Regions from separate parts of the Mus musculus genome. Here regions 2 and 3 are each linked to region 1. The links are chromatin loops, found by intact Hi-C in ENCODE. Cell type or tissue: gastrocnemius. All regions are shown on one strand.

The links. Peaks named below come from ENCODE experiments on the same cell type or tissue, not always from the same donor. Only the 100,000 strongest peaks of a DNase experiment are listed, where the experiment ranks them.
Region 2: a loop joins it to region 1, with 2.2 times the contacts of the local background. A loop is called at or near these places in 2 of 42 quality-filtered maps.
Region 3: it touches region 1 in a loop (2.3-fold over the local background); 2 of 42 quality-filtered maps call a loop at or near these places.

Annotation. Positions count from the first base shown.
Region 1 is chr14:16,443,684-16,451,683 of GRCm38, forward strand. It overlaps Rarb (retinoic acid receptor, beta), which reads right to left. Exons shown (of 8, transcript NM_011243.2): 4 at 1-155. Among named protein-coding and RNA genes, the nearest start is that of Top2b, 82 kb to the left of the region's middle. In gastrocnemius, a CTCF peak has its summit at 4,062 (motif pointing left); DNase peaks (open chromatin) are centred at 1,954 and 4,083; H3K4me3 peaks cover 1,278 bases; H3K27ac peaks cover 3,483 bases.
Region 2 is chr14:16,585,940-16,593,939 of GRCm38, forward strand. It overlaps a transcript of Rarb not described here. Among named protein-coding and RNA genes, the nearest start is that of Rarb, 14 kb to the left of the region's middle. In gastrocnemius, no CTCF peak of the experiment used is centred here; a DNase peak (open chromatin) is centred at 3,393.
Region 3 is chr14:16,494,362-16,502,361 of GRCm38, forward strand. All of the region lies in intron 3 of Rarb (retinoic acid receptor, beta), which reads right to left. Among named protein-coding and RNA genes, the nearest start is that of Rarb, 77 kb to the right of the region's middle. In gastrocnemius, no CTCF peak of the experiment used is centred here; no DNase peak of the experiment used is centred here; H3K4me3 peaks cover 356 bases; H3K27ac peaks cover 3,868 bases.

The DNA.
Region 1 (8,000 bases):
GTATTTACCCAGCTGGCAGAGTGAGGGAAAGGTTTCCTGGTGGGCTTTCCGGATCTTCTCAGTGAGGTCGTCTAGCTCCGCTGTCATCTCATAGCTCTCTGTGCATTCCTGCTTTGAAGGCTCCTTCTTTTTCTTGTTCCTGTCATTCCTAACAGCTGGAAAAGAGAGATGAGAGGATAAAGAGGGTCAGGTTATGCATCTGTGCAATAAATCCCCAACCCCAGCTCTGACTCTTGGAATAAGAGCAGCAAGAAAAGAGGGAGCACTTCACAGCTAGGAAAGGAACCATGCCTGCCTTTCCTAGTGTGCAGTGTGCACACACTTCAGTCTGTGTAAGCTTGACCTGGAAGTCGTTCCCATGCAAGCAGCATGCCTTGAGTGGGAAGGGTCATAAGGGTGGTCTTGAGTGACTGGACTACATGGTCCCTGTCCTGGCTAGTTTTTGCTTGTTTGTTTTGTTTTGTTTTTTGTTTTTTTTTTTACCTTGCCACAAACTAATTTTGGAAGAGAAAATTCAATGGGGAAATGCTTCCATCAGATTGCCTGTAGACAAGCTAGTAGGGCATATCTTGATTAATGACAGATGGATGGGTGGGGCCCAGTTACCCCTGGCGGGTAGTGTTGTACATTATAACAAAGCATGCTGAGCAAGCTACAAAAGCAGGCCAGTAAGTAGCATTCCTCTATGGCCTTCACTTCCATTCTTGGTTCCAGGATCCTGCCTTGATTAAGTTCCTTACATGACTTCCATCACTGATGTACTATTACTTGGAAGATGAAATAACTGAACCCACAAGTTGCTATTATTTATGATATTAACCACAACAAAGAAAATCTGACAAGGACAGGTCCCTCGAAAGGTTGCTTCATAGCAAGTATAGCCTATCTGAATAGTCTCATTTATTTACTTATTTACTTTTCTGGCTGCTACCTGGAAAGATTCTGCTTGAGGATGATAAGACAATTGTTTGTGACCCTTGATGTGTTAGTCTTAGATTTCTCATGTTAACCATACAATATCCCATTACTCAGGTTATTTGAAACATTATGAAACCCTCAGCCAGGACAACTGTTCATGCACGTCTACATTCACAGACACCCAGTTCCAAGTCACTTTATGGGCTACCTGTCTCTGTACATCCTAGCCCAACAAGACACTAGCACACAATATTCAGGCCTCAGAGCTATAGGACAGCCTCCTCCTCCAAGGGCCAGATCTCTTTCTGGCTGTGAGTGAGTGCATGTAAAGCTCTTGGCTAGGGTCACTTGGAAGGAACCTGAAACCCAGGGAGGTAGATAAGTGATACCAGATCACACAGACCCTCCAGGGTGTCAGGACCGAGGCTGCCCGGATATGTATGATGCCAACATGACCTGGGCATGTGTGATGCAAGATGACCCACGGCATAATCTGATCTGCCTAGGAGGATTTGGCTTGGATGTTTCCCTAAGGGCACAGAGGACAACAGGACATGCACTGTCCATACTAGTTCTCAGGCCCTGTGCGGGCAGGAGATGAGGGCAGAGACAGGGAGACATGAAAGTGGAGGCAGAGTGAGGAGAGAGGAGAATTGTTGGAAGTGAGGGCAGCAATGGCAGGGGGTAAGTCAGCACCCGTGTAAGCAGTGCACTGGGGCCACTGCTGGGAAGAAGAGCACGTTGTAGTGTCTTGATACCTGAGCCTGAAGGTTTGACCACAGAACTCATATAATCCTCCTTCAAGGAGGTAGAGCTGACAAGCTCTCTCTTTACTGGATGTAGCGGGGTCTTTGTGTTGGTCCCTTGTAGCTCTGTGGCCAGACAGACCTTCCTTGGAGCTCTGAGGGGTGGGTGAAAGGCCTCCCATTGTAAAGTGTGCATGTGCATGTGTAACGTTGCAGAAGCAGCATGCAATAAGGTGGGCAGCTCAGTGGCAAATTGTGGTTTCTAGGCTCTCCCATGGGGTGGCATTGTGCCAGGGAGAGGATAGTGTATCGCAAAGGCTTGTGTGTAGATATCCTGGGCTCTTGTACTAGACATTACACCCCTCCTTTGACCTCTGCTTTGCCAACAGAGGTAAAAACTAACTAAGCAACAAGTCTTTTCCAAACAGCTTTGAGGAAGGTCTATTGTTTCTCAGAGTTACCATATGACCCAGGACCTCCTGCTCTGTCACACAGTTCAGAGCTAACCTAACAGCAACATGTATGAAAAATGCAAGCGTGATTCTCATCACTCCCAGCACCACCTGCCCCAGTGAGGAGCAGTCCACAAGCTCATCTGTGGGTTGCATATAAACCAAAGGTTCATCAAATGCTGGACTATGGCTTGCTATCAAAAGAAGGACATACTGATGCAATCTATACTGTGGATGAACTCTGAAACTGTGCTGAGCGAAGAGGCCATTTGCTAAAGGCCTTGTAACATACCTTTTCTTTTGTATACAATATCCATAGTCAGACAGTGTGGCTGCGAAGGGTTTGGGTTGGGGGAAGGAGGCTGGAAGTGTTTCTCCTTGAAGAACAGAAGGTGTCTGGAGTCCATAGTGGTGCAGAAGCAATAACTCCATGAAAATAGCACATTTCACATGACTAGTGCCACACTACATGCCTTTTGGAGACTTTCTCAGGACAGTTCTGAGGCCACAAGTCTCTAAACACCTCTGAGCAGAGGCAGAGGACAAATTTCACCTTTGACCCTCAAACACACAGCATATCAGTTCCAATGAGGGGCAACCAGTGCTGTAAGTTCAGGAATCGTAGGTCATAAAACCCCACAGGAGCTGGGGCAGGAGTTCCTTCTGTCTCTAGGGCTCAGAACCCCCTCTCTGCAAGCAGTAGAGGAAGATTTCAGTGGAATATTCAGAAAATCAGAGGAAGGGAGTGACTTCAAAAGGATCAAGCAGGCTTGGAGCCTTCTCTCTAGTAGTTTTTCCCAGAAGGAGATGTGCTGTGTTCCCAAAGTCTCTACCTCTGAATGGAGCTGTTCTAGATCCTAGAGAAATGAAATCTCCTGTGGTAGTGGTGCTGTGTATTATATGTGTGGGTAGTGGTGCTGTGTATTATATGTGTGGGTAGTAGTGCTGTTTATTATATGTGTACTATATGTGTGGGTAGTGGTGCTGTGTATTATATGTGTACTATATGTGTGGGTAGTAGTGCTGTGTATTATATGTGTGGGTAGTGGTGCTGTGTATTATATGTATGGGTAGTGGTGCTATGTATTATATGCGTATTATATGTGTGCGTAGTAGTGTTGTTTATTATATGTGTATTAAATATGTGGGTAGTGGTGCTGTGAATTATATGTGTACTATATGTGTGGATAGTGGTGCTGTGTATTATATGTGTATTATATATGTGGGTAGTGGTGCTATGTATTATATGTATATCATAACCTGTACCTTGGATTGCTTGTTGTAACATGACGGTATCCTCCACTCCTCACAGCAACCTAAATGGATGGGATGGATGGAGATTCTGTGGAGGCCCTGCATCTTGCAGGTAACTTGGCTGGTTCTGAATGTTATGTAGGCTACACTGTGTGTCACCTGTCACACAAAATGATAATGAAGCCCTGTGAAGGATGCCATGGAGAGCTTAGCATGCTCGATGCTGTGTGAAGGTCCTCACTGTGTCTGCAGGCATTCGAGTGAGAGCAATGGTCACAGAGCCCAAGATCCTTCTCCCTGTGGCCTCAGACTTATCTCTCCCCCAAAGCCCCTGGCTGTTGCACGAAGCCACCTATCCACTATGGCCCTGGGGTTTGACAAGCTGCTTTCTCCTTCTGGAGAAGACAGTGGGCATACATGGTCAGTTTGCATCAGAGCCTGCTCCATGCCCCATTGCTCTGAGGAACACAGGAAGGGAAAGGCTTTATTCTACTACCTCCATATTCCCAAAGTTTGACACAGCCCCACCCACAGTGGGCTTTCAGGGACTGTCCTGTGAGTGGCATGGAGATTGGGTGACTTAATATGGGGTGCCATCCATTTTGGGGGCATGTATGTGGCCAGGCAGAGGTCATCTGAGCTGTCCCTTCTCAAAATTAACAACCTTGCTGTCACCTAGTGGTCTGCGGAGGAATCACTGCCTGCCTCTTCGGCAGTGGCCTAGAGGGTGATGTAAGGGTGGGAGTGGCCAGGAGGGTGATGTAAAGGTGGGAGTGGCCAGGAGGGTGATGTAAGGGTGGGAATGTGATTTATGCACCTGTCATAGGACCTGGCCCCATGTTTGCAAAGTGCTTCTTGGAGTAAAGGTGCTTCATAAATATCAGGCATTCTACCCGTGAGGGGCAAAGTGCTACAAATCAGATTTGGTGGCATGAAAGTAACATATTTATGATCCACTATCATATTGCAAATGAAATGAATGTAATAAAAATGCCACTTATACAAATACCTCTGATGTACAGATCCCGACCTATGAATATGAAAACAGACACCCAAGCACTTTTATTTGAATGTCTAATCATGGAAATAAATGAAGCCATGTTCATTTTAATGTGTGCACTTGTGCATGTATCTGGAATATTGATTTTCATGCACATGATAAAAATTTAATGCAGGAAACACAAGAAAGCTGTGAGCTCCACATGGACCCAGGAAGGAGACAGCAGCCCTTTCCTGAAATTTCCTTTTCATCAACAAGAAAAGGCAAAAAGACTTTTTCATATTTAGTTTAGCAAAGGGAGCATAATGGTCTATTTATTCTTGCTTGAAAATTAAAGTCTGAAGCTCACACATCCTCAGCTCCCTGCTAACTGCAAGAATAATGGGTCACAGTTGGTGAGTGAAGCTATCCTGTAACTACTGTACTGGGATGCTCAAGAGAGGAACATGAAAGTGCGGTTTAATCTGAGTTTAAAGACTGTTTTCTGGACTAATTATGTAAATGAACTGCCATGGACGTGACGGCAGGTGGATGTATCACTAATTGTTGAGAGACTACTTTTCCCATAACTTAAGGATCGAGTGGCTGGTGCTCAAGCACTTTAACACAGACAGTCCCAGTGTGAAGTTGGGCTGTGCTGTGCTGTGCTGGGCTGGGCTGGGCTGGGCTGAGCTGGGCTGGGCTGGGCTGAGCTGGGCTGGGCTGTGCTGTGCTGGGCTGTGCTGTGCTGGGCTGGGCTGGGCTGGGCTGGGCTGGGCTGGGCTGGGCTGGGCTTGGCTGAGTTGGGCTGGGCTGGGCTGGGCTGGGCTGGGCTGGGTTGTGCTGTGCTGGGCTTGGCTGAGTTGGGCTGGGCTGAGGTGGGCTGAGCTAGACTGAGCTGAGCTGGGCTGACTTGTTATGAGCTGGACTGAGCTCAACTGATCTGGGCTGAACTGCAAGGTTTCTTCTACTGCACAGTGTCCTTACAGTGGAGGCTGCCTTTTGCCTAATCACTAGTTGGAATTCTCACATACACTAGTTGGAATTCAGACACACAGAAAGGTGAGTGGTGACAGGGTGGATGGTTGGCTTTCTTTCTGTTCAGTATGTAGGTACTGTTGAACCAGCCTGAGGCCAGAGCACCCCAAGTGTACATGGAATGGAATAATCCTTTCATTCCTTGGAAGGAACCTTGATTTCAGCAACTCAAGGTTCCAGCTGTGCTTGTAGAAGGACTTGCAGACTTGCAGAGGTGACTCCATACCTTGCCAAGTTTGAGGCAGCAGTGGGTGTCCAGTGTTCCAGGGAGCAGGCAGGGGGAACTGTCAAAATTCTGTAGATAATTAGTCAACTGCAGAGCAGTCTGGAGGTATTTCAAAAGTTTAACTAGGACCTTCTAGCATGGACCAGCTTTCCAAAGCAACAGAGTGGGCACAGAAGAGCCCCAAATACCAGAATATCCAGAGGCCAAATGGTTCTCAAACTATTTTATACTAATGAGACCATCAAGCCAGTTCCAACATGCTCTTGCCCTTGTGACTTTTAGGCTCTGAGACCTTATCTTTGCACATGAACTTGGTTCCATCCCACTTCAATCCTCCATCCCAGTAGGTGTAGGCAACCTTGTTGGGGCTGCAGGTGGTTTTTGTTTGTTTGTCGTTGTTATCATGCTTACAAGCTAATGGTGTAGGGTACTGAGAATCTCTTTCAGTGACACATGAACTTCAAGAATGGTTTTCAGTTTAACTCTAGAGAAGAGGGCAGAGAAGCGGGTTTGTCTTCCCAGACACGGCAGAAGCTTAAGTAGGAGAGTCAAAAGCTTAAGGCTAGCCTGAGCAATAGTGAGACCTTGTGTCAGCAAGAGCAAAAATTAAAAAAGAAGCCTGGTGCTACAGCATTGTGAGAAAGTGCTCCTTGCATGAGAGGCACTGGGGTTACTCCTCAGGACTGTAAGGTAAACACACACAAATCAGTCACCAACAACTCCCCTACCCACTCCTGCCTGCCGCCGAGGGCCGAGACAACATTCTACTGTGCTGTGCTGTGTGTGTAAGGGCACTGGACACGTGTCATGGGGTGATTGTGGGGACACTTTCCACAATCTTTCCCTCTCACTTGGTGTTCCTTTGCTCTGTCCTCTGGCAGCAAGGGGCTACTTCAGTGACGGTTTTGCATCTCTGACCTTGTGCTTGTAATAGTTGTCTTTTGTAGATGGGAGCTGAGCCATGGCCATAACACATGGCAAGGGACATGGAAGACATTGACCGTGTCTGTGGTCTAGCCATCTGACTCTGAACAAAGGCTCACTCAATACTCAGTTTGCTTTAAAAATTAATTAATTAATTAATTATTATCACTTCCAATTTTTTAATTAGCTATTTTCTTCATTTACATTTCAAATGCTAACCCAAAAGTCCCCCATACCCTCTCCCTGCCACCTCTACCCACCCACTCCCACATCTTGGCCCTGGCACTCCCCTGTACTGAGGCATATAAAGTTGGGTCTCTCTTCCCAATGATGGCCGAGTAGGCCATCCTCTGCTACATATGCAGCTAGAGACACAGCTCTGGGGCTACTGGTTAGTTCACATTGTTGTTCCACCTATAGGGTTGCAAACCCCTTTAGCTCCTAGGGTACTTTCTCTAGCTCCTCCATTGGGGGCCCTGTGTTCCATCCAATAGCTGACTGTGAGCATCCACTTTAGTGTTTGCTAGGCACTGACATAGCCTCAAAAGAAACAGCTATATCAGGGTCCTTTCAGCAAAATCTTGCTAGCATATGCAATGGTGTCAACGTTTGGAGGGTGATTATGGGATGGATCCCTGGGTGTGGAAGTCTCAAGATGGTCCATCCTTTCGTCTCAGCTCCAAACTTTGTCTCTGTAACTCCTTCCATGGGTGTTTTGTTCCCAATTCTAAGAAGGGGCAAAGTGTCCACACTTTGGTCTTTATTCTTCTTGAGTTTCATATATTTTACAAATTGCATCTTGTATCTTGTGTATTCTAAGTTTCTGGGCTAATATCCACTTATCAGTGAGTACATATCATGTGAGTTCTTTTGTAATTGGGTTACCTCACTCAGGATGATGCCCTCCAGGTCCATCCACTTGCCTAGGAATTTCATAAATTCATTCTTTAATAGCTGAGTAGTACTCCATTGTATAAATGTACCACATTTTCTGTATCCATTCCTCTGTTGAGGGACATCTGTGTTCTTTCCTGCTTCTGGATATTATAAATAATGCTTCTATGAACATAGTGGAGCATGTGTCCTTCTTACCAATTGGAACATCTTCTGGATATATGCCCAGGAGATGTATTGTGGGATCCTCTGGTAGTACTATGTCCTATTTTCTGAGGAACCGCCAGACCGATTTCCAGAGTGATTATACAAGCTTGCAATCCCACCAACAATGGAGGAGTGTTCCTCTTTCTCCACATCTTCACCAGCATCTGCTGTCACTTGAATTTTTGATCTTAGCCATTCTGACTGGTGTGAGGTAGAATCTCAGGGTTGTTTTGATTTGCATTTCCCTGATGATTAAGGATGCTGAACATTTTTTCAGGTGCTTCTCAGCCATTCGGTATTTCTCAGCTGAGAATTCTTTGTTTAGCTCTGAGCCCCATTTTTTTCTTTTATGGTGAAAAAAA
Region 2 (8,000 bases), 140 kb after region 1:
GTTGACAACCAGGAATAGCTATTACACTCTCTCAAAATATATGGCGGGAAGCCCCTGAGGAATAACATCCCAGGTTGTTGTCTGGCTCCCATATGTACATACACATACATGTGCACACATGTGTGCATGCAGATACTCAGAGTAATATCACAGAATACTAGGAATGAATGAACCTAAAATGTGTGCAAATAAATGACATAAAAAAAAAACCTGTGTGAAGGAAACCAGAAATATGTAAAAAGGCACAACTCTATTCATACAAATTCAAGAAAAAAAGTCTTATTGGTTTCTGTGATTAGAATTCAGGATGTGGTTCAGGAGAGGGTCAAGACTAAAAGATGAACAATCTCTGACATGTTCAGTTTCTTGACCTGGTTGAATGTTTGTGTACCCTTGGGATAAAAAAAAAAATCTAAGCCTGACCTAATGATGTGTGTGCTTTCTCCCATAAATATCATTTCAATAAAAGTGTTTAGTTAATAAATAAAGAGTAGATGGGACAGGTGACTCACAGATTGTTAAAAACCCTTAATTGGTCTTTTAGCTAAAACATTTCGATGAAACTACCCTAGGAAGGGCTGTAAGATGCTAAAGGGATCCAAGCAGCAGCAGCAACATTGAGTGCAGTAACTAGAATCCACCATTTAATTCTAAAGTACAAAGAGCATCTTGCTAGCATCCATGCAACTAGGTCCCCTTGGTTAGTAGCAAGAGACAATAACACTTAAAAATAACCCAAAGCCTTAATATTTAAAAATATTTTGTTTACATTTTAAATTAATATCAGAGTAAGAAAAAGCAGAGAATGGATGGAACAGAGAGCAGAGTACAAAAGAAAAATTAAATGTGCTTTTTCCTTGAGGTAATTGTCCACTGTCAATTCCCCACCATGAGTCACCTTGACCACAGGGCATTATTACAAGATAACAAAGCCCATTAGACAATGGAGCATCATTACTGGAGAGTGACCCTTTCAATGATTCCTTAAACAGAGCTCCTTCTGTCATTCCTGGGTGACAGATAATTCTCTATGACAGCTGCTACCTCCTTCAAAAATCCTGTGCTCCTAGACATACAAACATACTGTCCTGCCCTTCTTTCCCAGAGACCTCTTAGTTCACTCAGAGTTACCCGTGTATCTTTTGCACTTCTGGATAGTTTGAATTGCTCCCCTGACACATCATCTTTGGATATCTGTTCTGTCAGAGAGGGCTCCTTCCCTGTACCACCTGACTCAGATATTGACTCTCTCAGCCAGGCAGCAGGAATGTTAGAATCTTTGGAAGAACTGTTTTTTTGTTTTTGTTGTTGTTGTTGACAGGGAGGGGGGGGATCATGTCCACCAACATTAGAAAATAATTCATAAGACATGTGACTCTGAGCTCATAATGTAATTCCTTCTTGCACACATGTGTAAAGTGTCACTATGCACTATATCTCTCAAGACTCAGAGTCTGTATATGGAGAGAAGAATAGATTTTGTCTTGTGCTGGATTTTGCCAAGCATCAAGAGTATCTCTCAGAAGGTCATGCTATTCCCTCACCCTCCATGCCAGCCTGAGTTGTGACTGTCACTGTCACACTGGTCATCCATAAAGTCATGACATCTGGCTTTGCCCACCTTAACCTCCAGTGTGGGCAGGCACAGCTCTGACATATTAAAACACAAATGACTCTATCATAAATACCCTTCCTTTGTGTAGGTATCTCTGAACCATCCCATCTTCAGACTTTGCACAGGTAGAGCTTAGACCCTGTAAGCTCCATCACATTAGGATCTGGGACATTCTGTAAGCTCCACCACAGTAGGCTCTGGGGCACACTGTAAACTCCACCACAGTAGGCTCTGGGACACACTGTAAGCTCCATCACAGTAGGCTCTGGGATACACTGTAAGCTCTGTCACAGTTGTCTCTGGGATGTGCTGGGCATTTTGGGATGTGCTGGGCTTCATTACTAAACAAAGGACTGAGATCACTGACTTAGAGAAACAGCTCTGATTCCTCTGAAAATTGTTCAAATGCCTCAGTAAGGTCTTGACTTCTTGTGTCAAATGCAGGTCTGACCTTTGCCTGCTGTGCAGCAAATATTTACCAATGGCCCTCTGAAGAGGTCGTGGGGAGAGACAAGCTGCTCCCAGATGCATATGCTGTCAATATTTGCTAAGGCCAGTTTCAAGAATGTAATAGTATGACGTCACTGCCCCTGGAATTGAGATGAAATACTCCAAGTTCATTGGAATGAGTTTACCTAGGTGAGGTTATCAGTTCTCTTTACATAGCCCATTATTTGCTAGGGGACTCCAAAGTAATTTTGGGGATCATAAACAAATAAACCAAGAACAAACAAACAGAGTCCAAATTCGTATGGCAAAGAAATTGACATCACTAGCTCAGATAGGTCTCTGTTCCAAGATTAAAGAGAAAATGAAGTCAAGAAATAAATCAAATAGTACTTTACAGGGCCTGTTGACATCAGGAGAAAATGTCTGTGTAAAAGAGCTATCATTTTCACGTGGGAGCCACATGACATGACAATGTGTTTGTAGTGTTATTTCCACCAATGTGGATAGATGTGTGGCTCCAAGAAAGGACAATCCCTGCTAGATATGTGACACTGAGGAAGGGTGTCCCTGCCAGATGTTTGCTCATAGTACAAAATCTCATATGCCGCTCTTCCAGAAGATCTGGATTTGGTTCTCAGCATCCACATGGCTCATAATCATATGTAACTCTAATGACAGGATATGTGAGGTCCTATTCTGGCCTCTAATGTACTTACATATGGGAAAAAGTCCATACACATGAAATAAAAATAAATCTTTAAAGAAAAAGAGACAGAATGGTGAATAGATCACTGCTAAACTATGCTCAGAGAATAGATGAAAGCAAACATGGACTAGTATAAGAGCTAGTCAATCAAAGCTAAAAAAGAGATCAAGATTTACATGATGGGAAAACTGAGGTTTCATTTGTCTAGGACTGAAAGTGGTATATGTCCAATGTTTCTGAACTCAGCCATACAAAGGGATCAGGAACCTTCTGCGCTGTGTATGATGAACAGTGGAACTTCCCGACAGTGGATGTGGGGAAGATCAGTAGTAAAGGAAAGATTTTGCACAGTTTATAGACTTCATACCTCTCTATTGCTTTTGAGTCTTTATGCATTTTAAATACAGTTCTAAATTAGAGGTACTGCTGTCTTGTGTTAACAGGGATAGTATTGTGCTACTTCATATTCTCCATTAAGTCTAAATCTTCAGCCTCTCAGACAAGACCCTCCAACGCTGCAGAGTTAATACCCTTTGACTAAAGGCTTGAGTATGTGATGGATGTATTCAGATACACACAAGGTTTGCAGTGGCCAGCAGCCAAGAAAATATGCAGCTCCAGCAGATGATGCATATGGAGCGGGAGCTGAGCATGGGCATTGAGCAGAGTCTCACTGACAGATGCTCAGCGACAGGTCAGTCAGCTGGATGTTCTCCTGGGAGAGTGGCCAGACCTAGGTGAAATAATTTTTTTGTAACGTCAGTGGAAGATATTTCTGAGTTACACATTTTTCTGTGGTATTGAGTAGTGAACTCATAATAATGGACTTAGGCTGCTGTGACCATGGGGTCCCAGGTTGCCAGATGGAATCAGAAAGAACCTGCTTTGCTAATACTTTTCTGTTGAGCACGTAGCAGTATCAGTTGATGTCATTCTTTAAATGCTACGGTGGCATTTTTGTTTTTTCTGCTGTGGCTTGGTGTACATCGCTGTGCATTGTGGCAGGTCTTCCTAGAACAAGTCTCCTGTGGTAATGGAGTTACCAATGAGGCATAACTTAAGCATCCTTCTGGCCACTGTGTGTAATATGTCCTGGTTGTTCAGAGTCTATGATGAGTCTCATCGAGAAACTGTGGGAGAAGCAATCAGTTCCATGTAGCTGGCAAAACATGACACACACTTGTGTCTAGGATTGAGTCCCCAGAAGCAGATGCTGAAGTGAGGTTTGGAATGGAAGTCACATGGAGAACCCAGAAAGCTGCCGTCAGGAAATGAAGAATGACCGTAGGGAAGGAAGCCAATGCAGGAGACAGTGCAGAATGGTCTCAAAAGCCATCTCCTCAAGAGACAAGGTGGCATGAGGGTTTATTCACCAATTCCCAACCTAGTACTGTAGGAGCTGCTAAGTTTTCTGATGCTCCCAACTTCTATTGGATGAAGACAAAGGATTTTCTAGTGCTCAGGAGCAAAATTCCTCAGGTGGAGAACTGAAAATTCACAATAAGTAGTTTTTAGCAGGAGAAGGGAGGTGGAAAGATAGGAATAGGACTGTGACACTATCTACATCAGTGTGTGTGTGTGTGTGTGTGTGTGTGTGTGTCTGTCTGTCTGTCTATGTGTCTGTGTGTACATGTGTATTGTGTTTATGTGTGTGCTCTGTGTGCATGTGTGTGAGTGCACATGTGTGTATGTATGTGTGTGAGTGGGCCCTAGTGCATGTGTGTCCATACACAACAATATAAAAGTGAAAGATGTTGTATAACACACCAAAAAGGGGAAGTGACCACAGTCAGAGTGTGAGACAGTATCCTCAAAGGTGTGGGAAAAAGCTCTCTAAAGACAAAGTGGAGATAAAATGATGAATATGATCGTGCTTTTGACTGAGACCCCATATTCCACAGAATCTTTTGTCTTTTTATAGATAATGAAATGTCTCCTCCACAGTATTCAAGGCAATAGTGTTCTCATGGTATAGATGAGGAAACTAAACTGCAGTTAACATGTCCAAAGCCCGCGTGAGGAGTGGCAACTCAGAGTTTACAATCAAGCCTTTCTAACTACAAATTCTGTGTTCTTTGGTCTGCACATTGGTCAGCCAACCTGAAGCAAGGCTGGAGCAGGTATCAGTTCTATTAAAGTTCATCTCAAACATGGGGTCACAGGCAAAGAAGAGCCACCAAAGGTACCATGAAGACAGAAGTACACAATAAGTCTCATGAAATATCCTGGGAACGGTAGTATGGAAAGTCATTTAAATTTAAAAGCAATCATATGAGGTAGAAATGCAATATACAGCTATGAAACACAGCCATTATTGTGGCTGGAAATATCATGCATAGCTGTGAAACATGGTGCTCACTCTGGGTAGAAATGCTGTATACATGTGAAACACGGCACTTCCTCCAGAAACTAGTGCTGGGCTTTGATCTCACTATGCTCAGTCGAGGCATTGAACAAGGAGACCTGGCAGTGGAGGCTGTGCCTCTGCCTTCCTCTTCACTGTTGCTTGGGCTCTGACTCTAAGGCATAATCCATGCAGCCCTGTTGTGGGCTAGACTGCTCCCCTAATTCACATGTCCAAGTTCAGAGTTCTGATGTCTCTAAATACACCTATATTTGGTAGCCTGATCTTTGAATGGGAGCATTAATTAAAGGGGAGACACTAAGCCTCACAGGAAGAGAAGGGCATGGAGTGGGTGCTTATTCATGTCTGAAGGCTCAGTCATATAAGGAGAGTCCTGATAACTGGCAGCTGCAAAGCCAGGCAGAGACCTCAGAAGAAATGAGCCTCTGCCTCTTAGACTTCTTGGACTGGGATCCCAGCCTTTAAATGGAGATAACATATTATGTGGTTTAAGCCACAGTGTGTGAGATTTTGTTAGGGAGCTACACTGACTGATGAACTTCCAGATGAAATCTGGCTACTGCTTCAGAGTGAGTGCCGTTCCCACTCAGAAGAGGATTTTATTCTGAGTGGACCCAGGCAGGGACACAGCCACACCACCAGCAAGAGCAGACATCCTCAGCTGTGGCCACGGGTCATGCCATCCTCTGAGACTCCTAGCCTTTCTCCTCAGCTTCTAGCTCCTCTAAAGCTCCTTAGCTACATCTGCCTCGGTGTTGTCCAGGGAGCCAGCACTAGTAATGCCTTTGAATTCTCTGAATTGCTTGGCAAACAGCACAGTCAATAGTACTACAGCATCAGTCACATGGGACAGCTAGGTACCCAAGATATGCACAATAACGAGAAGGAACAAAAAGTTTTCAGCAGCCACACACAGCACCAGCACAGGGTCGAGTGGCAGGTCTGGCCCATTCTGGATGTAAACCTCTTCAGAATCCATAGTGTGGTCCAGAGAGGGTAGAGGCGATTTGGGGTAAGAGACTTTTGCATCACTACCCTGATCAACTCGACTTATGTGGTTACAAATTTGTCTTGAACGCCTGGCAGGAGATTCCTTGATGATCTAGTACCTCAAAAGTGAAACTTTTCCATCAATTTTGTGGGTTTCACTGCATGCAAGTTTCAGGTCTAGCCAAGAGAATACAGGAACAGCTAAAATATTATAGGCTTGATCTCAGAGAACCAGAACTTAATCAACATTGCAGATTTAAAAGAAAAAAATATTAATTACCCCACCCCCCAGTTGGCCTTCAGGGATCAAGGGCTGTGTCAGTGGTAACCCCCAGTTCCTTGGGTTTCCAGAGAGTCAGTTTTCTTTTCCATAGATAGGAAAAGGGTAGAGTAAGTGCTAGGTGGGCATAGACGCACTTGCATTACTAAAAAAATTACAGTAAGCAAATATGTACCCGGAGCAGCTGGCAACACCTAGAGTGGGTGTGGAAAAGGACCTGGAAGTCCAGTTTAGAAGGACAAATTGTTCACATTGCCATGGGATTGGGGTGTGAGCTTTTCTCCTTTAGCAATATTTGAAAATCAAAGTAGTTATTCTTGGGTCTGCCTGCCACCCTCTGCCATTCTACATCCTGAGGAACTTGGAGGTGATAGGTGCTCAGAAAGTTTAAGCACCCACTCAAAGGTTCCTCTTCACTTTCCAGAGATGAATAAAAAGGAGAGAGCTTGCAGAATTTCAAATTTTACCCTGATCCAATTTTCCCTGTTCCTTAAAAAACGCAGGTAGCTGCCTCAGCCATGTTCTCCCTTGTTTGATGTGTCCAGACACTTGAGATCCTGGGTGGCTGCATAGCCTGAAGGAGATGAGCCCTACTGGGCAGCATTCTCACCTGAACATGTGTACCTATGTGTGTGTGCCCGTGGTCAGCCTTACTGGAATGAATGCAAGCAGCAGGCTGGCCCCTCCAAAGTGTGGAAAGAAAGCTCTGGGACATTTCATTAGGAGAGGGGTCCTTGGAAAGTGTGAGCTAACAGAAACCACTGGAAAAAGGGTCAGCAATTCAAGACACCAATGAAATGTTGACAAACACCATGCCTCCCTCTTCCTTCAAATCTAAACCAAGCCATTGAAGCAATAGCAATTTGCAGCAGGATCAACCTGGTCCAAGACTGGGCCTCTCCCACTTCTCATCAGCCTCTGAAAGGCCAGGAAAAAGAAATCCTGAAAGGCGCAGTAACATTTTAAGTTGCTTCTTCCAGGCATAACCAGCTCCTGGGAAACATAAGTTCATCTCTTTCTTTCCTTCCCTCACCCTCTGCTTCCTTTCTCCAAGTAATGTACAGTCTGCAAAAACTGTCATCCTTTTGTTTTAATAGAGACCATGCCTAACTTCTCAGAAAAAGAAATGGAAACACCAGGGCTTCTCCCAGCATTCAAAGCAAGCTGTCCCAGGCAGCCGTCAGGACTTATAAGAGATCTGAAAAAGTCATTAGGATGGTCACATGGTTTGGGATATAGTTTCTTCTCATTTCAAAACAAATTAAAAACATTAAATCACAGAACTGAAATTTTCATTTTGGTTCTGGTTCTGATGTTAAGCTGGGGTCATGGCCCTGGCTTCATCTGCTGGGATTGCTTTGGTTTGGATGGGAAGGTGAGGCAAAGTTCACTGGCAGCCACTCTGTCCAGCCTCTCTCACAGAACAGAGCCGACCATTAGTGCTGGAGGAACAGGCCTGGAGTTCAGGTTCCACTTTAGTGGCGCATCAACCTCAGGATGTGCAGTAGTTCCTCTTTGATGGTCTTCCTGTCTTTCTGGAAATTCAAATATGAAAATAGATGTTTTTCTCTATGCCTCCTTTGCTCTTTCCCAA
Region 3 (8,000 bases), 51 kb after region 1:
AGAAGATTTAGCATTTTGAGATACGTTTTCTAAGCCCTATTCATTTTTACAAATGTGGGAATAATTTGTATGTGCTTTCTATTTACCTTTTCTATGACAACAGGGTGAGCTTTTCTTAGATGAAAAACAAACATTTCTTTTATCATCAGTCTTAGGAAAATGCAAATGAAAACCACAATTGCTGCACACCTAATATTGTCTAAGATTAAGAAACCAAATTCCAAGCTTGGCAAGGTGTGGAGAAACTGGAATACTCCCACTCTTGGTGGGATGCAAAATGGAAATGACATTATATATAGTCTAGTTGATCACCTTTTATTCAAATTAACATGTCTCTTCTATGACTGAGTAATTCTATTCTTGGGTAAACTTACAAGAAATAAGTACCTATACTCCCTTCCCCCAAAATATATCAGATACAAAGATGGCAGCTTTATTCATGATAAATCCAAATGGAACCCCCCCCCCAGTATCAATTAAAGTGAAAAGCACAAAGATGTTAAGTAGACTATTACTGAGTACTGTATACAAAAAGTAGTATACAAAGAGTTTATACAAGGGTTGGAGGGATGGTATGGGGTTTAGAGCATGCACCACACTTGTAGAGGACTTGACTTTGTTCTAACACCTATGTTAGATGTCTCACAACCACCTATAAGTCCAGATCCCAAGGGATCCAACACTTTCTTCTGGCTTCCCTCCATACCTGCACTCAATGTGTATACAGAACAAATCAAGGACTATAGTATGGTCCACACCGGAAGCATTCAAAACTGCAAGTGAAATGGAGCCTTAAACCATAGACAAGGACACAAGACAGGGAGACAAAAATTCCTCCTGAGTAGGGTGCAGTGCTCCAGCCAATAATCTCTGTGATTTGGAGGCTGAGGCAGAGGATTGAAAATGCAAAGCCAGTCTTAGCAGTGTGTTAGGTATTAGTCTCCGTTACGCAGTGAGACTTGGTCTCAGAAGAGCAGAGGGGAGAGGGCGAGTACTTGCTTTGCACATGAACAGGTCTAAGTTCCATCCCAACCATAAACAGCACCTGAAGAAACTATTTAAGGGGAGAAGCTCTAGAGACATGACGCCATGTTCTTGGAGACAGCTACTACCCTACAGGACAAGGAGGTGTGGCTCCCCTGGCCCCTTTGTGGCTGTAGTGGGAGGTGTGGCTCCCCTGGCCCCCTTTGTGGCTGTACTGGGAGCTGAGACTGACAGTGTACAGCTCCCCACAAGGCTCCTAGGTGTTTCTTTAAAGGCAAGATCCTCTTTCTCAGGGTAACACCATTCTCAGCTCCATCATAGGGATTAGTTTTTCTTTTTAATCTTCATGAAAATGCTATCCCAGAGTTCCACAGAATATTTATCCTCCTTTCTGAACTTGTGCATTCAGTACAATGTATCTTTTTTTTTTTTTTTTTTTTTTTTTTTTTTTAATATTTTTTATTAGGTATTTTCCTCATTTACATTTCCAATGCTATCCCAAAATTCCCCCATACCCTTCCCCCCACTCTCTTTTTTTTTTTTTTTTTCATTTTTTTTTAATTAGGTATTTAGCTCATTTACATTTCCAATGCTATACCAAAAGTCCCCCTTACCCACCCACCCCCACTCCCCTACCCACCCACTCCCCCCCTTTGGCCCTGGCGTTCCCCTGTACCGGGGCACACAAAGTCTGCGTGTCCAATGGGCCTCTCTTTCCAGTGATGGCCGACTAGGCCATCTTTTGATACATATGCAGCTAGAGTCAAGAGCTCAGGGGTACTGGTTAGTTCATAATGTTGTTCCACCTATAGGGTTGAAGATCCCTTTAGCTCCTTGGAGTACAATGTATCTTATCCATAAAGTTGGTTCTTTTCCACTGCTGTGTGCATCACAACATTTGACATGTCACAGTGTGTGAATATCTCTGTGTGTGTGTGTATATGTGTGTGTGTGTGTCTGTCTGTCTGTGTGTGTGTGCATGCATGTGTTGGTATATTAGGCTATTCATTTCTTTTGTATAGATAGCTAGGAGTAGCATTCTGTCATATTTGACTTTAGAGAACAAAGCCAAATGGTTTCGTTTGATTTATATTTCCTCCAGCCACAAATAAGGTTTCTGTTGATGTCACCTCTCACCAACTCTCCCCTTGTAGGTCTCTATAGGGTAGTTTCAACTGATGACATAATGTTATTATAAGGAACACATAGCCACCGAGAAGATACTATTAATGCCTTCTAAAGACCATCCTGAGGACTGTGGAGAAGGCCATTTCCAAGTGTCTGTTGGTCCAGGATCCCAGCAGGAGCCCTGACAGTCCTCTCCCTAAGCTAACCACCAGCAGCATGAGTTACTGGGGACACGTACACATGAGGCAGTGATGTTTTTGTCTTCAGGGAGTTCAAAGTTCACAGGCTCCACAGCCAAGTTTCCACTCAGTTGAAAATTGTTCCTACACACAGGCAACAAATGGGAACCTCAACATTGCACACTTGATTCTCCATCAAACCTGGACCTTCCCGGTCTATTGGTCTTCTCTGAGAAAGTATGCTACTAAATCACTCCATTTTGAACAGGCAGTGAAATTTCTCAGTACTGTTTTAATATTTACTGTTGCAAAATCAAAATACAGTTAGAAATCAGATTGAGTGATGGGGTATGTCTTGTCCCCACAAATAAAAATGGACAATGGTGATATAGTCCTATAATGTAATATTTCTGTCCTACAATCACCTTGAAAATAAAACTTTCTGCTTTATTAAACCATGAAGGGAGGGTACACAGGTAAAATGCATTATGGGGCATTCAGGAGGAAAGTTCTCGTGAACAAATGCAGTGCTTGCTTTCCCTGGTTCCAATATTGAACATGCCCACCGCTGCTCCACCAGCTCTTCAGGTAATTGCTCAATTCTGCACTCTGGCAGGAAAGGCAGAGTATAGGAGAAGCGAGCTGAGATAATCAATATTTTACAGTGGCAGGAGGAAGGGCTAAGGCTGAGTGTGGTGTGCTTCAAGAGGAGACACTCTAGACTGCTCTGTGCATGGCTTTATTGAGCAATTAAGTTGCCACCCTCCAGAGAGCTGCTGTCATCTGAGGAGGTACTTCTGGGCTTCTTTCACCCCCCTCCCCCAGAACCCAGGGGCCAAAGGAGAACTCCTGGTTGCTACTTTCATGGAGGTGTTTGTTTCCAAACACAGGCCATCTGCCAGCTATTTTTGAAGCACTTGCATATTTGCCCAGCCAGCTCTCTGTGCTGAGAATTATATTTGGTCACAGGGGTTTTTATCAACGTCTATTTAGAGCAGAATGAAAAATAGCTCAAGATGAAATCAGTGTTTCCAGCCAAGATTATGAGCTGCTCCTTCCTTCCTACAGGGTGGGCATTTGGTCTCCTTCTCTTTTCCCTCTCCTATTCCAAAACTGCCTGCTGCCTTTCTTTAGAGTGTCCAAGTTTAACTGGTACTACTTCCTTAGCAGAAGTATACAAAATATTCGTGTACCTAAACAAATTATAGATTTAACAATGTGCTGGGTTGGCATGCAGGTTTAAGTGGAGGCAAGTGTGTCCTGTGGGAACCAACTGAATGGTGCTCTCTGTTGCTACCCACCATGGAATGAGTACCAAGACATCATTTCCTACGGGAGCTTCTGGAGGAACAGGAGAGACAAAAGTGGCTCAATGTATCAGTGAAGTTTAATATTTTCTTGAACTCACATTTTATTTGAAATCTGTGTGATTTAAATCTCCAGCTTTTGGGAAGATGAGTGAAAACCTCCTAAGTGAGAATCTCTAGTTTGGAAGCTTGCTTTCTTACCAACCTATTCCATGTTCTGCTAAGTGCAAGGTCCTGGGCCCAGACTCCCCAGGTTTAGAGCCAGCATAGTGGCAACAATGGGAGGGTGTCACTTGCCTGTCTGACTGTTTCTCTGGGGTTTGAATGCCATCTCAATAGAGGTGTCACTAGTTTTCATTGCATCACAGAGAGGAGGCAGTAACCCATGCATGCCCCCTGTTGCCTGCAGTTGGATCTACTTGGACCCTTGTTCACAACACAGGGTGGAGGCAGCCCAGAGAGAAAGCAGGGGAAAACACTGCAAGAAGAAAACACAGCACAGACTTTGAGGCTATAGTAAATACGGGACGCATTGAGTTGTGGTGTATGTCATGAGGCAAGAGGGTGGCAGGGTGTCAAGATTAGCTTCTTCTGGACACCCCTCAGCGGCCGCACTGGGATCTCCTCATGTAGAGATACTTGTGACTGATCTGTGAGTCACGAGGAGTTATCAGTCCTGATACAGCATCAGTTGGTTTCGGGTGGAAGCTCTGTCATGGCTTAGGAGTACCTACTACCTCTCTTTGTGAGTATAGAGCTAAACCTTTGGGGGCAAATTTCAGATTCAAGAGAAGCTTTTCCTTTGAGTACATGGCCTGTGGGGTAGCCCAGAGCATTTGCTGCTCTGTGTAGTCACAGCACTGCTGATGGCACGTGCTACTCAGTGGTGGCCAGGTACACCAGCACCATGGCAGGAAGAATAGAAGATGGCATTGATGCTTAGCTTAGTTCTGTTTTTAGCATCTGCCTCGTTTCACTGTCTACCCCTCCTCACAACAGCCACAAATCTGATCTTATCTTCAGGCTATAAATGCCCCAAAGCCTGAGGCCCAAGATATTATGGAATTTGGCAAGGTTACATAGATCTGGGTTTTGAGTGTGACCTGAACCCAGTCTGCCCAAGAGTCTGCTGTATGATGTCACACTGCCAGGTTGCTCCTGGGAAGGTAGAGGCATGCTGCAACTGGATGTCCCCTACAGGTCTCACATTGCATCATCTGTTCACTTGATGTTGTTCCTGCACTGATGTTCAGCCCCTGTACATATGCACCTACTCTGTTCCTTGCTTATATTAACTATCATGTGACCAAATCCTGAAGGTCCAAAAAAGGTAAGACCTGGGCCAGAGAGATACAGAGAGATATCTCAGAAGATTGGGTATTAGATGTGCAAGTATAAGGAACTGAGCTTGATCCCCAGCATCCCTTAAAAGGTGGCACTGAATTGTGTATGGCATCCCAATGCTGCATATATGTCATCACAATCCCAAAGCTGCATGTATGGAATCCCAGTGATGCATCTATGTCATCATCATCCCAATGCTGCATGTATGTCATCATCATCCCAATGCTGCATGTATGTCATCATCATCCCAATGCTGCATGTATGGCATCATCATCCCAATGCTGCATGTATGGAATCCCAATGCTGCATGTATGGAATCCCAGTGATGCATCTATGTCATCATCATCCCAATGCTGCATGTATGGTATCATCATCCCAATGCTGCATGTATGGAATCCCAATGCTGCATGTATGGAATCCCAGTGATGCATCTATGTCATCATCATCCCAATGCTGCATGTATGTCATCATCATCCCAATGCTGCATGTATGTCATCATCATCCCAATGCTGCATGTATGTCATCATCATCCCAATGCTGCATCTATGGCATCATCATCCCAATGCTGCATGTATGGCATCATCATCCCAATGCTGCATGTATGCCAGGAGCATCCCTGGGGCTCACTGCCTAATTAGTCAAGCTAAATTGTAAGCTCTTAGTTCAGTGATGGATCTTATCTCAAAAATAAGATGGAGAGCAATTGAGGAAGACAATCAACATACACCTATGGCCTTCACATGCATGTTCACATGTACCCCATACACATGTGTACATACATATACGAACACACAGAAATTCATGCTCAGATACCATTCATTCTCAAGTTTGCAATTGCTCTGAAGATGAAGAAGGCTCTGTAAGACAAAGGCAGCCCTGTGAGGAAATAGCCAAGGAGTGAGAACTACAGATTCTAGCCCTGGGACCTCTCAGTACATACACCAGGACTCCTCAAACACTAATACTTCTAGGACCATCTTCCTGGTATTTCACAGAGTAACACTTCTTACAGTTTTGTCTCCAAGTGACTTTATTTACTAGTTACTTAAAATGCAGAGGATGTGTGTGCATGGCCACTGTAGGGAAGACAGTATTATCATTTGCCATAAGTAGAAAAAATCAGGTTTTTCAGATCAGATTAATTGTTTAGTTTTGCAAGTAAAATTTTATTGGAAGAAAACCACACTCAAGATACAAGAGACTCCAAGGGTTCTGCCAAGCCTAAAATACTTACTCTGTCACACTTAAGAAAGTTTGCAGGCTTCTGAAGTAGATCCAACCAGTCTCTGTTAGGCTTTGATACCCTCCTCTGTGTGTTACTGAGATCAGGAGAGACCAGGGAGGTATTAATTAAGGTTGTCCAAGCATTGTTGAGACTGAAAGCTTAAATGAGGACTGCACAGGGAATAAGGCTCTCTATGGGACCCGAAGCTCTTCCAGGCAAGTCAGAGCCTTCAGTTACTATGTAATTTTGTGCAGAGACTGTGGTTAGAGAAACACTGTAGCAGTTTCTTAGCTTCAAGACACCATAGTGGTAACCTGGTGATTTCAGGAATGGATTCCCACAGGAAGATGAGAGACAGGAGAAGAACAAGCCAGAACTGCATCACCTGAGAAGTGAAGTGTGGCTAAAAGAATCTTGAACATTGGAAACCACCAGTGTGGCTTCAGGAAGTGTGACTGCTAACTTTCCTGTGGTGGTGCCTGGATGTGGAATCATCTCAGAGGCACCCCTCTGGGTATAAGGGTGTGTCTAGTGGGGTTTGCCTGAGGTGCAAGTGGGCAGTACCGCCGTCTGAAGGGAAGTAAATACCAATCTAAAGAGGAAAAGAGACGCTATCTGAAGGCCAGCACTCCTGCCCCTGCCTTCTGATTGGCCGGGATGTGAGCAGTCAGCCTTACACTTCCACCATCCCAGGGGAAAGCAGCTCCCTTCACACTGGCTTCCCTGCCTGATGAATTCTATTCTCTTAGACTGAAAACCAAAATAAACCCTCTTCCACTGAGTTGCTTCTTGTCATGCATTTAGTTATAGCAAAAAGAAAGGTAATACAGTCTGGCCTCTGGACCTCAGAATACAGAATCCCTCTTCCTGTCCGTTGTCCCACCCTGGATGACCCACAGTTCCCAGAGTTGCATTTTAGATACACGTTTTAGTAAGGACACTCAGTGCCCTTTCTGGGCAGCAGGCTGCATTAATATCCTCCCCTAGTGCTTTCTCATGCAGCTGACTGCATGAGCAGTCCTGGGGAGGAGAACCAAGTGTGGATAACAGGTTCCTGCAGAGGGAGAGGGAAGGTACCAATCCAGCCAAGAGAGGATGGTGGCAGAAGGGATGATAGCTCAGCATTCACAGTCAGGTGGTAGGTTTCACACTACCTGAGAGACTGATGACAGACCACACTTCATTCTAACTGACCTAGGAAGAGATACTTGGAGCTGGGTTCTAGGACACTCAGATACTGTCCCATCATCTGGTTATACATTTTGGTAACTCTAGGCAAATGAGCCTTGGTGAGCAGGAGCCAGGGAAGGCAGGCATTCCCTTTAGAAATGAGGCTCATAAGTTTTGCTTTTGGCACTTTAGCAAAATATTTTTGGGGCCGTGCATCTACCCAGTTTTTCAAAGATCTCCCACAAAGAGAGGCTCTCACTTTGATCTCCTAATGCCTCATCCAGGTTGTGGTTATATCCACCAGCATGAAGCTGTCATCTCCCAACAAATGGAAAGAAAATGGCTGTTTCACACCTATTGTACAGCAAGCACAACATTAAATGCTCACACCTGTGCTCCACAGGGCCCTGTAATGTGGCAGAAGAGTCCTCATGTCAGAGCATCTGGGGCAGAAGGACAGCTAAAGAGCTGCCTGCTCTGAACAACTCAAATCCCAGGGGCTTTCTCACGCTCTGGCCTGCTGTGTGGTACGAGTGCCCATTCCCCTAAGGTGGAGCTGAAGCAAGTGCCCGCTCTCAGGAGAGACCAGCAGTGGTGAGACTCTTGTAGGTAGAGTTACAGGAACTTGGATGCTTCCTTTAGTCTGAGAGTCACCTGCTCATG